Linked DNA regions of Homo sapiens: region 1 is linked to region 2. The links are chromatin loops, found by intact Hi-C in ENCODE. Cell type or tissue: Caco-2. All regions are shown on one strand. Links, peaks and the distances in the headings refer to the core of each region. The heading gives the core; the rest is flanking DNA.

Region 1 (8,324 bases), core at 121-8,120, 66 kb after region 2:
AGGTTTTTCTTTCTTCCAGAATCGTACTGGTTATTCCAGGTCCCCTGAGGAGGAATCTACATTTTTCCAAGCTCTCCAGGCAATTCGTAGGCCCTTAGAGAACCACTGCACTGTGCCATATCATACCTCTAAACTCTGCTCCCTTGGCCTCTCTGGCCCTCTGACCTTTCCTGATTCTCCTTGTACCTCTCCCACACCTTCTTCATGGTTTCATTCTGTCCACCCTGTGATATTTCAACCACTCTCATGGTTTAAGTGACACCCACTGCTGACAACTCATTGTGGCCCTGATCTCTCTTCTGAGATTCAAGCTCACACATGGAGTTGCCAACCCAGCGTCTCCCCCAGGATATCTCAGGGCTCTTCTGACACACCCTGGCCAAAACTCAACCTATCATCTTTCCCTCCAACCCCCGCCTTCTGCTTGGGGTCCTGATGGGATCACCATTCTCCCAGTCACCTGAAAACCTGGCACCAGGAATAATCTTGGATTATTCCCTCACTCTCACCGCCTGCATCATTCAGTTATCAGTGCTGCCAAACACAACCTTTTATTTTTTTCTTTTCTTTTTTTTTTTTTTTTTGAGATGGGGTCTCACTCTATCACCCAGGCTGGAGTGCAGTCGTGCAGTCTCAGCTCACTGCAACCTTCACCTCCCAGGCTCAAATGATCCTCCCACCTCAGCCTCCCAAGTAGCTGGGACTACAGGCGCACACCACCACACTCGGCTAATTTTTTATATTTTTGTAGAAATGGTGTTTTGCAATGTTGCTCAGGCTGGTCTCAAACTCCTGGACTCAAGTGATCCACCTGCCTTGGCCTCCCAAAGTGCTGGGATTACAGGCATGAGCCACCGCACTCGGCCAAAGCACACCTCTTAAATATGTTTCAAACGTGTTCCTTCCTCTCTTGGACCACATCTGTAGTTCAGGCTTCAGCATCCCTCCCCTAGACAACTTCACTTCCTTCATAAGTGGTCTTCCAACTTGTCCCTCTTAACTCCATCCTCCACAGGGTAGCCAGCACGATCTTTCCAAAAAGCAAATCTAAAACTTTCAATAGCTCCTACTGCCCAGAGACACCTAGGGTCTGTGTGGACACTAGTTCATTCGTCATCTGGTTTCACTTTCATGGCTGAGCTAAATGTTTCACTAGGTGGTGATTTGTTCTTGGCAACAAGATGATCTTTTGCAAATGAGAGTCTCACTGACCTTGCAGAAGTGAAAGTTTACTATACCTTTATAAACAGCCTTGGCTAATGTACTAGCATGACTGCTAAAAGAGCAGTGACTGGAATTTTCATAGTAAACAATGCAGCATCTCCTACCCTAATTTCCCCAGCACCAGGGGCCTTCTAGTTAGGATTCCCCAGGCCCACACTTTCTAACATCTCTCTTTCCTTTTCCAGTCCCACACTGGTCAGTTACAGCCTCCTACGTCCCAGCTGTGCGTTTCCTGTGAAAAGAATAAGTGAGTAAATGAGAAGTTATTTTAAAGGATGTGAAGTGGGGAACTTCCTCTGGAAAGAATATCTAAACACACACTTGATGTTTCTTTTTTTTTTTTTTTTTTTTTTTTTTTTTGAGACAGAGTCTTGCTCTGTCGCCCAGACTGGAGTACGGCGGCGTGATCTCAGCTCACTGCAACCTCCGCCTCCCAGGCTCAAGCGATTCTCCTGCCTCAGCCTCCCGAATAGCTGGGATTACAGGTGCCCATCACCACACCTGGCTAATTTTTGTATTTTTAGTACAGACAGAGTTTCACCATGTTGGCCAGGCCAGTCTCAAACTCCTGACCTCAGGTGATCCACCTGCCTCGGCCTCCCAAAGTACTGGGATTACAGCCATGAGCCACCTGCCCAGCCTGATGTTTCTTGAGTAGACTGAGATAGAACTAAGGCCACAGGGTGGTGAGGTGGATGGGGAGAGGGGGCTGTCCAGAGAGAGCCCCAAGGCTGGCCTGAGGCACCTAGAGTTGAGCACACCCCTGTCGGTGGCCCTGGGCATGCATGCTTCCTGCCCCACTCCCTATCCTACGTATGGGGCCCTTAGGGTCCCTGGGTTTTGAAGTAGCTGCCCCAAATTAATAGCCTAGTTAATAAGTGTCAGAGTCAAGGTTTGAACCCAAGATCTGCCTGTCAATCTCACTCCCTTGCCACAGTGCCAGGGGCTACTCCCTCTGTTCTCCACCAGCCCTGCCCTCTCTGCAGGGCTGGGGGTCTGAGCAGGAGGACTTCCCCAGACAAACTTTTGGGTCTGAGGGGCCAGACCCTGCAGACTCAGGAGTCTAGAGTGAAGAGAAGCCCAGGGGCAGATGGCCCAGGCTGGGGCAGGAGGGGTCAGAGAGCAGAGGCCTCAAGGAGAGTCCACACTCCACTTGACAAGGAAAGGAGCCTGGGCACAGAGAGGGATAGTAACCAGCCCGGGGACGCGGTCCATGGCAGGTAAGAAACACTCCCTTTGGAAGGCCGAGGTGGGCAGATCACAAGGTCAAGAGATCGAGACCATCCTGACCAACATGGTGAAACCCCATCTCTACTAAAAATACAAAAAAAATTAGCTGGGCTTGGTGGCGCATGCTGTAGTCCCAGCTACTTGGGAGGCTGAGGTAGGAGAATTGCTTGAACCCCAGGAGGCGGAGGTTGCAGTGAGCCAAGATCGTGCCACTACACTCCAGCAAGACTCTGTCTCAAAAAAAAGAAAAAAAAAGAAAAAGAAACATCCCCAACTCAGTTCATCCAGGAGACCTCCTGGGAGAGGTGCAAAAAGAAAGAGAAAAAGTAAAAAGACTGAGCCTCTGGGACAGATGGGGGAAACCAAGGCTAAAGTCACACTGACAACAGCGGGGTCAGGGCCGGATCCAGCTCCCCCAGCCTCTTGGACACCTCTCCCTCTCCTCTCACCTCCCCTTCCTCCTCTCCCACAGCCCTCCCCCGGCCTCACTGCCCCAGGCCTCACACTAGCCTGCCCCAGAGGCCTTGGGGGATTCCCAAGCTGCAGACCACTCCAGCCAGATTCATCCGCACCCCTGTCCTCCCACCCCCCACCCTCACCAGCTCCTAGGCCAGAGGCACCCTGGCCCCACAGTATAGAGGTCTGAGAACCAGAGGACCAGGGGCCCTGGGTTCTAGACCTCCACCTGCTTCAACTTGCCCTGTGAGTCTGGGTAGGTCCCTGCTCCTCTGTGAGCCTCAGTTTCTCCTCTGTGAACTGACAGAGTTGGACATGACCCCAGACACTCTCCATTCCTGAGGCACTAGGCGTGGCTCGCGGCTGTCCGCAGTCTGTGAACCTGGCAGGGGCTGAGGTATCCCAGGGCTAGCCTCTGTGGCACAGGCACCTCAGTGAGCCTTGGAGAGGCCACTCAGGCCACACCCTGGGGCAGGGCCCAGTGGGGCCTCCCCAAAGCCCCCAATACCTCCCAGTGAAAAACAATGAATTTCATTCCAAATAAGGGAACTACAGCAAAGTTCCCTGCCACGGCCCAGTTCCGGCTGGTTTATGTTAGCTGGACAAGACTAAACAGACCTTCACATTCCCAGTAGTAAGCACTAAAAATGAAAATGTGCCTGCTTGTCTCTGGAGCACTGGGGCAAGGGAGAGGCCAGTGCTCCCCTGAGGCCTCCCGAGAGGCTCAGCAGACCTGGGGGCTGCCAGGGAGGGCTGCTGGGGAGCGAGCAAGACTTCAGCAGGCAGCAAAGCCGGGTGGGCACCGGGTGATGGTGGCCATGGTGGCCTGGGGGGGTGTCAATGGAGAGGGGCAGGGGGTCCTTTATGTCGTAGAGGTGGGAATGTGACAGGGAACCAGAAATGAGAAGGTAGAGGGAGAGAGAAAGACGGGGAAGGAGTGAGGCAGCCAGAGACGAGAAGACCCTAGGGGCCCCCACCACCTGCCTTGACTGGGAGGCCAGGAGGGAGGGAAGAGGGGAGAGAAGGGACCCAGCCACTTCCTGGACAACACAGCACCTTGTTCCCAGTCCCCCTCCTGCCTCCCTCAGTGTGGACACAACTAGCTTAAGATAAGAATTTAATTATTTACAAAACAGAGACACCTGAAGCCCTCCCCTTTCCCACACAAGCCTCCCTCCACACATACCTGCCCTTGAGCCCAGCCCAACCCTGCGGGCGCTGGGGAAACTGCCGAGCAGCACAGCTCCCGTCCTTTTTATGTTTGTTTGGTAGAGATGGGGTTTCTCCATGTCACCCAGGCTGGTCTTGAACTCCTGGGCTCAAGCAATCCACCCACTTCAGCCTTCCAAAGTGCTGGGATTCCAAGCATGAACCACCTCACCCAGCCAGTTCCCATCTTAGAAATGACTAAACTACTTGGAGGGACAGAGAAGTGCCCTGCCCAAGGTCACCTATCTGTGGCTGGCAGAGCCAGGACCAATGGTCCCCACAGCTTTTGAGTCCTGTGGGTTGGCTGCACAGCCTCAGGCCACACTGTCACTGGTCAGCCTTGCCTCATGGCTACACATAGGTGGCTCCATCTCCTCCATCAGCTCCTTGCCCACTCCCAAGAGAAAGCCCCTCTCTGTCCATCTAAACTTCTCCACCATTCTTCAAAGCAAACCCCTTCTCCTGGAAGTTCTCCCTGATTCCATTCAGCCTAACTGACCACTCTCTCCTCTGACTTCTGACCTCCCTCTGCCCAAGTGATCAGCAGCACAAGTTCTATAAGGGCAGAACCATGTCTGTCTCCAGAGCCTGGCACAAGGCCTGACACCTAAAGAGCACCCAAAGAACATCTGTGCCATCAATGAATGAATGAATGAATGAAGCAATGGTTCCATCTTGCTCTTGTCTGGGCTCCAGAGCCTGGTATTCAGAAAATGTCATTTCAGCAGAGAACTAACTGGATGTGGCTGCGGCAGCCCTGAAGAGCCCATAGAAGAAAAGTTTGAATTCCCCAGAATCAGCCCATTCTTGCATTAATTTCAAAACATAGTTGAGTGCCTACTGTGTGTGCCAGGCACTGGTGGTGGTGATACAGCAGTAAGCAAGAGAGACAGTAAAAAATACAGACAAGCAAACAGGCCTGGCAGCTAGTGTGATCAGTGCGAGGATGGTGAAGCCCAGGGCAGCCAGAGAGGGACAGCAGAAGCCATCTAACCCACCCGGTGGTCAGGGAAAGCTTCCTAGAGTAGGCGAAGCTAAGCCAAGACCTGAAGGATGAGCCCAACGATGGCAACCATAGCTAATATTTATTATGCTTTTATTACTAGTCAAGCATTACCTCAAATAAGGAATTAGGACATGGAGAAGTTAAGCTTTGAGGCCCAGGGAGCCAAGACAAAGTCCAATTCCAGAGTCTATGCCTTGGCTACAGTGCATTCTATCCTGCCTACCTTTCCTCTTCCCTCCTTGCACCCCAGGTCCCCTCAGATGCTGCTGGAGAATTCCAGAGGCCTGCTGGGCTGCACCAGCGTCAGCATGTGGGTTGGGTTTCCATAGCCCAGTGGGACCCCCAGGCCTCTCAGCCTCTCAGGTTCCATGGCCAGGCCAAGAGAGGGGGCCTGGGGGTCCCTGCAGACCCAGAGCTCCCCCTGTGTCCCTGGGACAGACTGGCTGGTGGAGAAAGTTCCCCCTCTTCTCAAGTGCCTGAGTTTCCTGCACTTCAGGGAAAGGACTCTATCCCAAAGATGTCCTTTCAGAGCACAGAAGAGATTGCCCTAGACCTGGAAAGCATGTCCCCCACTCACTCCTATCCTGTCGCCTGTTTTGGTAAAACAAAGGAGGGCCTCTGAGATGGGGAAGTCCACCTGCAGCAGGGTGGATGCGGGCTAAGAGGCCAAGTCAGGAGCCCCCCCATTCAAGGCCCACTGGCAATGGTGTGACCTGGGCAGTGGAAATGGGAAACAGCGGCGGGGGGTGGCCTGGAAACATCCAGGAAATAAGGCCAAGACCGCCTGCCTGAGAAACTTCTAGGGGGGTCTTGAGCAACACCTGGGAAGGAAGAGGGCTTCCCAGAGCTCAAAGCCCAGGACAAATGGAATGGAACTTTTTCTTCCCAGCAACTTTAGCTCTCCAAGAGAAGGATCCACATTGGAGGTAGCAAGAGAGAAACAGAGGAGGGGTGTGGGTGGCAGTCCTATATAGACACAGATGTTTCTCAGGCAGGGGTCAGCCCAGCCAGGGGTGAAGAACAGCCCCTCTGGGTCTCAGCCCCTCAGCACAGCACAAGGGAGACAGCTGGGCCCCTTCAGAACCTGGCTTGCCACATGTCTTTGCCCACTGCCTGGCCTAGGTAAGAGCTGGCCTACAAGGAGGGGGGCTGTTGGCCCAACCTGGCCCATCTCCCGCCCCACAGAGCCACATGCCAAGCCCCAGGGACCCAGATTTAACATGTCCCACTCGATGTGTGCTCACTCTCCCCAGGGGCCGCTCAGCACACGTTAAGATCCAATTGGCACTAATTGGACCAAGCTGGCAGTGCCCAGGGCAGCCTGAGTCCTGTCACCATGGATTTGACTCACCAAGCAAAGCAGTGGCCGTGGGTGTCTACGGAGCCCACCATTAGTGTCATTTTGGGAAGCTCAAGTGAACATGGATGGTGCTTTGTGAGTCAACATCACTGTCCGGCCAAAGCTTGCAGCCAGAGACCTAGAGCTTATAAGTGACTTACCCACAAACAGTCTTACACCAAGGCCAGGGCTGGAGCCTGGGCCTCCCAGGTGTCAGCTCAGAGGTTGCTCTACCGGCCCCTTCATCTGCTGATGGCCCCAGGAAGTCTCCTCTAGAAGAGGAAGGAGGTTCTAGCTCTTCCCTTCCTCCCAGGGTACAAGACCTCCACCCTGATCATCAAACCCCACCCAGGGAGAGAATCTCAACCCAATTCCAGAATACTGAGCTCCAAAATGGACTCTTGACCACAAGACTGAAACACAATCACAAATCCTGGACCCTGAAACGGAAACCTGCCCTCCAGGAATGGAACCCTCATCCTCAACCTGGAACCCATACTCCCAAATGGGAGCCTCAAGATCAGCCCAAAATCTTGCCTGCAGAAATAGCACCTTCACCCCAAAATACCACCTCATGCCTCAGGAACTGAGAACCTTAGCACCAGACAGAAAACCTCCACTTTCAGAAAAAGTCCTGAATCTTGGGGAGGGAGCTCTCTCTTCAAAAGCCGATCTGGCCTCTTCTTATACAGAAATGAGCCGCACAATGACATTTCGTTCAATGACAGATCACATATAAGACAGTGATCCCATAAGATTATGACGGAGCTGAAAAATTCCTATCACCCAGTGATGTCGTAGCCATGATAACATCATCGTGCAATGCATTATGTTACCTTTTCTATGGTTAGGTGCATAAATACTTACCCTTGTGTTACCACTGCCTGCGGTATCTAGCACAGTAATGCTATATAGGTTTGTAGCCAAGGAACAATAGGCCACAACACATAGCCTAGATGTGCAGGAGGCTACACCATCTAGGTTTGTGTAAGTGCACTCTGTGCTGTTCCCCTATGACGAAATCGCCTAACAACACAATTCTCAGAATGTGTCCCCATTGTTAAGCCACACACAACTGTATTTGGTTTCTTTCTCTTTTTTTTTTTTTTTTTTGAGACAGAGTCTTGCTCTGTCACCCAGGCTGCTGGAGTGCAGTGGTGCGATCTTGGCTCACTGCAGCCTCTGCCTCCTGGGTTCAAGTGATTCTCCTGCCTCAGCCTCCTGAGTAGCTGGGACTAACAGGTGTGCGCCACCACACCCAGCTAATTGTTTTGTATTTTTAATAGAGATGGGCTTTCGCCATGTTGGCCGGGCTGGTCTCGAACTCCTGACCTCAGGTGATCCACCCGCCTCAGCCTCGTGCTAAGGAGGTGAAGCTAAGCCAAAGCCACCCAAAGTGCTGGGATTACAGACATGAGCCACCGCACCTGACCCTGTATTTGGTTTCTTTAACACAACCTCAACTTGGGGGATCAGATGAGGAAACCCAAGATCCCTAAAACAGCTTCTTTCACATTTTGCTGTGAAGGAGGCAGGACTCCCTCATGCACACAGAGCCCTAGTTTCCTGGCGGGCTGCCCTCTGAGGCCGAAACTTTCATGTGAGTGGCATTCTGCTCCCTCATGACCTATCCCAACCGCTTCCTCCAACCCCTGGGCCCACATCAGGGTCTGCATGTCTGGCTGGTCTCCTCAGTCCCACAGATCTGCAAACGCCAGCCTCAGAAAGGGAAAACCCCTTCTGCCCCTCTCAGGCACTGGCTAAGCCCTCTCAGCCCTCCAAAGAGGGGGTTTCCTGCATGGGACTTGCGGAGGGGTGGGTGAGAAAGTCTGTCCACCCAGACAGGGCTGGCACTCCATT
Region 2 (8,324 bases), core at 101-8,100:
TCCCCAGCATCTGAACACCTCTCCGTGCCAATAACTGTTTCCAACACCATATTCTTCTAATGGCTGTGTTATGTTCTGCTTTATGGAGTCCTATAACTTTCAATAAAAGTGATCACCATGTTCCATGAATTACCCCTGCAATTCATCCTTACGGCAGCCCGTGGAAGTGTTCCCGTTTTACAGATAAAGCTCAGCGGCGTTATGACAGCCGCCATGTGGCAGATCCAGGATTGAAAAAAAGGTCTGTCCAACTCCTAATGCCGCATTCTTCACTTCCAGACTCTCCTTGTTTATTGAAGCCTTTCTGCGTGAGTCAATCTCTCCAAATATGCCTGGTGCCACTGTAAGCCGCACCATGGACCGATCCCTTCCTTTGGGCCTTCTCCCTGAACCTCTCCAAGGGAGAATCTGTGCTGTCTCTTCAGGAACTGGGTTAAGGATGGCTGGGGTTCTCAGGTATGACAGCAAAGCTTGGGGGATTGGTCTGGTAGGGACAGCAGAGGCCAAAATTCAGTTCCAACTGAATGTAGACATGGTCACTAAACCTCCCTCTTTTCTTTCACCCTTTCACTGCCCCTTCCAGGAACTGTGTTGTCTGGCCCCCAGAAAGCTCTGGGTGTGGGCCCTTCCCCCCAAGCCTCCTGAAGCTCTGGAGAAGCCTCCTGGGGCCTGGCTGATTGGGGTTTCCTGGAATCGTGTTGGCGAGGAGGAGGGAGCCGGCCAGAAAATGTGATTATTCCAGGGAATTGACTCTGTGACAGTGATGGTGCATAGAGGCTGGGGGGCTGCAGAGAGGCAGAGGCAGAGGCCAGGAGGGCCTGTGCAGGGGGGAGGTAGGAGAGACAAATGGTGCAGAGTGGGGGAAAGCCAGTGGGCTGACCTGGACCCTGGGGAACAGTCCCTGCTCCCTCACCCCTCTGGGATTCCAGGCACTGACCCTTGGGAACTTCAGAGGGTGGGAGACAGAGAGGGGAAGGGGCAGTAACAGCAGGGAGAAGAGGAATCAGGTCGCTCAGAGATGTCCAGCCAGAGCCTCCAGGAACACAGCTGTCACAGGGCCCACACCACCCCCTCAGGACAATCAGTCCAGAGCTCCTGGGGCTGGGCAGACCCTCAGAACAGAGCTCTTAATGGGGCTGGATGCAAGCTATCCTGGTCTCTCTGCCCCTTCAGGAGTCCCCTTCTACTTAAACATGCACACTACCAGGTGCTCACTAACTTCCAGGCAACCTGTTCCATTGTGGAGTTAATCTGTCTTTAAAGAGTATTTCCTTCTTTTAAACCAAAATCTACCTCCCTGTATTTAACCCACTACCTCCTGAGCTGCCTATCAGCCCAGTACTGAAGACAATTCTCAGGGAATACTCAGAGTCCCCACACACCTTCCCACCTCTTAGATAATGAACAAAACCAGACTCAGTACTCTAGATGTGCACCAACCAGCTCAAGGCATAGTGTGGCCATCACCTCCCTTGGTATATATGCTATACTTCTAATAATGCAACCTAAAAGTACATTAGGTTTTTTTCAGTAACCAACATTCATATACTAGTAGGCAGGACAGGAGCACAGTTAAGTGCAATGAATTTGAAGTCATCAGTCTAGGTTCAAATCCTGGCCCTGCCATTTCCTGTATGACAGGGCTATATGACTGGACAAATAGCTGAACTTCTTGGGGCCTCTTCAGCAGTGAAATCAGCATCTACTGATTTACATAAAATCTGTATCTAATACTCCCCTTAGAAGAGACGCTGTGAGGATGAAAAGGAGTAAGGTACACAGGGCACCTAATAGGAGACCTGGCACAGTCATTAGGTTAATATAAGCCGTTGTTATTGGCATGTGAAATGCCACATGATTCAGAAGAAAGTGCATGGGCTTTGGGGTGATCCAGGTCTGGATCAGGCCTAGGTTTAAATGTCTGATCCAGCACTTGGCTGGTGGCTTTTGGGTAAGCAACCTTCCTCCCAGCCTCAAATTTCTCACCTAGAGAATAGGGGTAATAATACCTGCCCTGAGTTGTTGTTGGAAAGATCCGAGGTAAAGTGGGACCACCCCCAGCACCCAGAAGCTACCCGATAACTTCAGATATTAGTATTTGCTTGGCTTGAGCACAGTCTCAACTAAAAGTCAGGTACACCTGTCCTCAGACCATGGGCTTTTTGAACCTTAATGCAGGATTTCACATCAGTCATGATGGGTACCCAGGAAATACTCATTGAATGAAATCACCAAAGACCAAGAAGCAGCAGCTAAAATGTAGAGGTGAGAGGATAAAGAAGAAAGAAAGGAGAAACAGTGGAGGATGTACAAAGAGAAGGGGGTAGGAAGAGGATCCCTTTAGCCTTGCTTGAAATCTTGCTAGAGTTGGGAGGGGAGGGACAAAAGCTGCTGGGAAACAGCTAAAAACGGAACGAATCCCTAGGGCCAGTGCCCAGCCCAAGTCTGTCTTCTCTCCCTCTCCACCCCTCAGGGTCAGGAGCAGCTGCAGGCAGCCAGCAGCTCCAAAATAACCATCCCATCAGTGAGCCCAGCTGTGTCGAAGCCCTGAAATAGATGAAACTCGAGACACAGGAGCTGGTTAGAACACCCTCCGCAGAAGGGACGGCAAAGGTCACAGTTGAGTGAGCTGATACCAAGTTAGAGGTCAGGGCAGTGTTTGGGGCCCCAAGCCATGGGAGAACACCATGGGACCAACCTCGGCCCAAGACTGCACCACTTGATGGGTAAGGCTTAGAAAAACCAGATGGGCAACCTCTCACCCCAAGCAGTGGGGTGGCCCCACATTCGGAAGCAACAAGTTACATAATCGGTGCCGGGACACGTGCCCACCTGCTTTGGAGGTGTTTATGATGGGAACAGAGATGGCACAAGGCCATGAGGAGAAGCCGCTAAGCTGACTACCCTTGCATGTCCCATCATTCAGGAAAGAACCTGTCAGTCTTCAGCTCTTGCCTGTTCTGGTGCCCGGCAGTGGCTCTACCAACACCCTGGGCCAGAGCAAAAATAAGCAGACCCTGCCAGGGCAGGGAGGTCCCGGCCATGTGTTTCCCCTCCTCTAGGTGGTGCTGGGGGCCCTACTCACTGACCTACTGTGTGCCCAGCCCTGGGCAGGGAGTCTGGGAGAGGGAGGAGCCAGGAACTGGGCCCTGGGAGCCAAGAGTCAGTGGAAGGGGCAAGGCTTAAAGGCAGGACATGTTTTTTTTATTATTATTATTTTTTGATACGGGGTCTCGCTCTGTTCCCCAGGCTGGAGTGCAGTGGCACGATCTAGGCTCACTCACTGCATCCTCTGCCTCCCAGGTTCAAGCGATTCTTGTGCCTCAGCCTCCAAAGTGGCTGGGACTACAGGTGCACACCACCACGCCTGGCTAATTTTTGTATTTTTTGTAGAGACAGGGTTTCACTAGGTTTCCCAGGCTGGTTTCGAACTCCTCAGCTCAAGTGATCTGCTGGCCTCAGCCTCCCAAAGTGCTGAGATTACAGGTGTGAGCCACCATGCCTGCCCCGAAGTCAGGAAAATATTTGAATACAATTCAGTTACCAGAGTCTTAGTATCTAGGATTAGACAGGACTTTCGAGGAACTAAGGTACTAGGAAATCCATTTATCCCTGCCAATCTCTCAGCTAGAGGCTAGAATGGCCCTAGGGTCAGGAAGTTTACCATCTCCCAAGGCTACCTATTCCCCACCTTGGAATAACCATGACTTAGAAAAACTCTCCTGGTGGGAATCCATATGTATCCCAGATACCCTCCTTGGGGCTCCCTCTGAGTCTTCTCTCCTTTACAGTAAATAACCCCTTTAGGATCAAGATCCCCAACTAAGGCTGAAGTCCCCTTCCTGTTTCAGAGTGGGCTAGGGAAGGTATTCTGGACGACACAGGAGTTGACCTGAGCTGAAACACAGGAGGGTTTGGGTTGACAGGTGAGAAAACTGTTAGCAAACACCTGGTGAAGAGCAGGAGTGGGAGCGGGAGGAGACAGACTGAGGAGGGCCCCAGGGCTTGCTGTTGCCCAGAAAGCCACCCGGCCCTGCCATACGCTGCCAGCAGTGCAGGGTAACCAAGGCAGGACCTGGGCGTGGGGGACCTCAGGGCAGGCCGGGGCCTCCTTTGAGGCAGAGCTTGCCGTCAGCCTGAGAGTCCCATTTGTTGACGTTCTCACATCCGGAGCACTGGCTAATCTGTAACCACAGGTCAGCCTGCAGCCGCCTGGCTTGCTAGCAGGTATCTGCTGGCCCCTGTTTGGGAGGCGCTGCCAGCCCTTTACTGTCTCCACAAACATCCTCCTGCTGGTCCGCATCTGGCACGGGGCATGGGAGGGAGCCGGGAAGTGCGGGTGCCTGGCTTAGACAGGCAAGGGGGTTCTCCACCCCTCCCAGCACCCACCTCCACCCTCTCCCTTTAAACCCAACCATGGGAAATTTAGGAGAAACAAACATGCTTTCTGGGGCTCACAGAGGGAAGGGCAGAACATCCTAAAATCACTCACAGTCACAGACTTTAAGATTCAGAGAATCTTCAAGCCACGGGATCTCATAGATTTATAGAATCATCTGGTCTAGTGGGTCTCAAACTTTTTTAAAAAGCAGTGGAATCCTTTTGTCCAACAGAACCCCAAGTTCTGGCTGAAGTCTAGGAGGTGGACCTAGCACCTATCCCCTCACCCTCTCTCTGGCCTTCTCTGCAGCCTCCAAGACACCTCTGTGGAACCCCAGTGTTCCAAGGAACCCAGCTGGAGAAGCACAGATCTTGTTCCAAGGAGCAATTTCGATTGCATGGTTTTCCTTTCAGCCCGATACAGAGACCTGGGTTCAAGGCTCCCTCTTCTAGTTGAAGAGCTGGTTTGAGGGGTTGGCTTTTTTGGCCGTGGAGGGCGGTGTCTTTAAATTAGGTATTCCTTTTTAACCTAAAGACAAAAGCCCTTCTCATTTGTGTAAATGCCTTTCCACATCTGTGAGGTAAGTGGGGTGTGTATAATTATGCCCAAATAATGAGGAGGCTGAAGCACAGAGAAGCTGAGAACTGCCCAGAGCTAATGAGTGGCCAAGTCAAGCCTTGATTCAGTGGGTCTCCTGCATCTTAAATGAAGGCATTGTCCCCAATACTGCAAGGCCCGAGCTCCTCCCTCCACATACACCCCACCCTGAGCCCCACCACTCTCTCCAAGGCCCCAGTACAATCTCTTGGGCCCAAGAGATGCTAGGGGCAAACATGAGATTGCCTTTCTTGTAAGTTAAAAACAGTCCAATACTGGTGATTACATATGGTTCAACTTGATATATATTCATTGTGGTAGAAAACTAGAGTGCACAGGAATAACTGAACCAGACAAAGCCCTCGGGAGCCTCCGGGGAACTATAAGGCAGGCAGACCGACCTTCCCCACTGAATCTGGCATCCTGGGCGCTGCACTGCCCCTCTTCCTTGTACCAGCACTGCTGGGGCCCTGGTGGCCTATCTGTGCCCAACATGTGCAGTTGATCCTTGATGCCTTGAGCTCTTGTAAGCTCGACTCTGGAAGGCACAGGAGGGCCACTGTCCCCGCTCTTGTCGGGTATCCAGACCTAATAGGGAGATCAGATGGACTCACATCTAGAGAAGCTGGAAGGTAATGTAGCCCAAGCTCCTGGGTTCAAATCCCAGCTCCACCAACTGCCAGCTGTGTGACCTTGGGCAGGTTATCAGACCTCTCTCAGCCTCTGTTCCTTATCTACAAAATGGGCACAATAATACCTTCCTTTATATACAAAGAGGATATATGCTGGATCTTTAAAGAGCAGGACAATACATGACTCAAAGCTGCTTATACCACTTAGGTCTCCAAGTGCTTCCGATGGTCAGGAGGAGGAAGGGTCATTTTGAATGAGGGAGGTCTGGGAAAGCTTCCTAATGGAGGGGAGGGTTTGGTGTGGGGCACTGATATAGCTGGCAGAATTTGGGGTAAGCAGAAAGGAAGCACCAGAAAACCCTCTGAAGCAGAAGGAAAAGCAAGATTTTTTTCTTAATCAAAAAGAAATGAAAATCATCAAAGAGGAAGAAATCATGATCGGCAGCCTCAGCTGTTTCCCCCAGCCCAACAGCTGGCTCAGGCTCCTTAAACTAATATTTGCCTCTTGGCCCCTAGCAGCCACAGCTGAGGGTAAATATTGGTTTAGCCTGGGAAGCAGAAGGCCCAGATGGCAGTGTGGTCCTCGGCTGGGGATCACTCATGCTCAGCACCTCCAAGCTGAGGCACACCCTGGATAGGGGACCTGACCTAGGCCCCTATCTCCAGGGGGCCTGGAGAACCCACCCAGCAGCACATGACCCTTGGAAGCCCATCCTGAGAGTCTCCATACAGCTCTCTCCTCAGTAGGCAGGCGTGGGTCTTTTACCAAGACCTGGGAACCTGTGCATGGCAAGGGATGGAATAGAATGCATAAGCCCTCGGGAGCCCCCACCTCATCCCCTCCTAGAACCCTCCCGGACCCAGCCCCACCATTTAGATGTGTTGATAGCCTCCTCCCTCTGACCTTACTCCCAGATCAGCCTGAGAGATCTGGGTTCCAGGCCTGGCCTGGCTGATGAGCAGCTGGGAGAGTTTGGGCAGGCCTCTCCCCATCTCTGGGTCTCATACTTCTCCACTGTCAACCAGCCAGTCCCTCTTACTGAACAACTTGACAGCACAAAAGCTGCTGGAAGCTTTCAGCTCTCATGGCTCTCTCCCCTGTGATGCATACACATACCCACACCTGTGCACACCCCTCACCTCCACAAGTCACCCACTACCTTTCTACCTCATTCCTTCCCCTCCTGGATCTGCTCCCCTACTGACCGCCAATTCCCCACCTCTGCACCTGTGGACACCCCCCTGTCTGACCTAAATTGTTCCTCAACCAATCCATTCTTTTCACCTCACTTAGTTCCTGACTTAAAACTTGTCTCCTACAGGAAGTCCTCCTGGATTGCTCTCTAGCTGCACTCCCCTCCCACACATACACACAGTTTTACTCTTCAGGTCACACTTGATTGCAGAATTGAACTTGGGCCACCTTGCATCAGTTATATGATGTGTCCCCCAGGGAAAACATTATTCCAGGAGAGGGGCTGGGTTTTTGATTCTTCTGTCTCCCACCTGCCCCCGCTTAGTGCCTAGGCAGTGGTAGGCACCAAGGGATGCTCTGGAGCACCCTGTAAGTGGGCTCTTGGCCCGCCAGCCAAGTCCTGCTGGGACTCACAGCTGCTCTTCCTGAATTGACATTTCTGAGAGGAGCAAGGAGACCTTGAGATACTGGGATAGGAGCTTCTTTTTCCATGTATTAATCACCCCATAAAACCTGTGTTTATTTAGTTGCTGGCGGGTCCTTCTCCCTGGAGGAAGGAAGCTGTTATTCTTGACGATACCAGCCTGGGCTTGGGCCAGGGCGCCCCAAAGAAAGAGGTGATCTGCAGAACTCCAGCATAACAGGGAGGAGGGCCTGCTGGGGCTGTGGCATGGGCACCATAACAGGGAGGAGGGCCTGCTGGGGCCATGGCATGGGCACCATTGTGGGCTTGGATTCTGGCCAGGGCAGGGAGGACCGTCCACTGGGGAGAGACACCAGCCCCTGCCTCCACTCTGTCTGGGGACACAACCCATCCATGGCCTGACCTGCTTACCTACTATGTGCCAGCTACCCTGGGAAGCCTCTGGTCTAAGGAACAAACACAGAGCAGGTAAGATTGGGAGGGCTTTGACCACAGGCTTCAGACAAAGGGGGCAGGGGCAGGCCTGGCAGAAAATCCCCAAAGATCAGACATTGGTTTGGGGGACAGTCACCCCAGGAAAGACTGGCCCAGCCTCAGAGCCACCAAGATGGACAGCGACTTTCTTCAGAAGAGAGACAGCAGCGGGGAGAAGGACACCAAGACCAGGGAAAGCAAGAAGGGTGAGAGGATCTAGGTCAAGGGAGAGAGAAAAGCCCAGAAAGATACAGGTGCAGTAAAGGTGCAGGTGATGGAGAGAGGGAGGGGCGGGAAGTGGGGCGGAGAGGAAAGAGAAGGCAGGGAAGGAAGCTGATCCTGAGGCTACCTGGGGTAGAGGGGAGTATCTCAGAGGACAGGCAGTGAACGAAGGTGGAGAGATCACGCCCACCTCAGGAGATCTCTGGATGAATCTCTGTGTCTCCCTCTCTCTCTTTACCAAAAAAAAAAAAAATTCAGGAAGAATAAATGAAGGGATATCTCAATCTGCCAATTGAATTTAGGGGCCATAATCAGTGTTTGAAAATACCCAGGGATTATGGTGATTTACGGCTGGGACGGAATCCGCTGGGGCCTTAGCCTTATCGGGTGTGCAGAGAG

Evidence for each region. Peaks named below come from ENCODE experiments on the same cell type or tissue, not always from the same donor. Only the 100,000 strongest peaks of a DNase experiment are listed, where the experiment ranks them.
Region 1: a loop joins it to region 2, with 2.2 times the contacts of the local background. A loop is called at or near these places in 7 of 110 quality-filtered maps.

What each region holds. Positions count from the first base shown.
Region 1 is chr10:103,508,488-103,516,811 of GRCh38, reverse strand. The region is part of intron 1 of NEURL1 (neuralized E3 ubiquitin protein ligase 1); the gene reads right to left. It overlaps NEURL1-AS1 (NEURL1 antisense RNA 1), which reads left to right. Exons shown (of 4, transcript NR_120675.1): 2 at 1,410-1,471. Among named protein-coding and RNA genes, the nearest start is that of NEURL1-AS1, 4.8 kb to the left of the region's middle. RefSeq lists enhancers at 1,038-1,197, 1,218-1,297. In Caco-2, for the core only: no CTCF peak of the experiment used is centred there; a DNase peak (open chromatin) is centred at 3,981.
Region 2 is chr10:103,574,844-103,583,167 of GRCh38, reverse strand. All of the region lies in intron 3 of NEURL1 (neuralized E3 ubiquitin protein ligase 1), which reads right to left. LOC124902496 (a long non-coding RNA gene) reads left to right here. Exons shown (of 3, transcript XR_007062277.1): 1 at 1-456; 2 at 584-729; 3 at 2,179-3,197. Among named protein-coding and RNA genes, the nearest start is that of NEURL1-AS1, 62 kb to the right of the region's middle. In Caco-2, for the core only: no CTCF peak of the experiment used is centred there; DNase peaks (open chromatin) are centred at 4,187 and 6,155.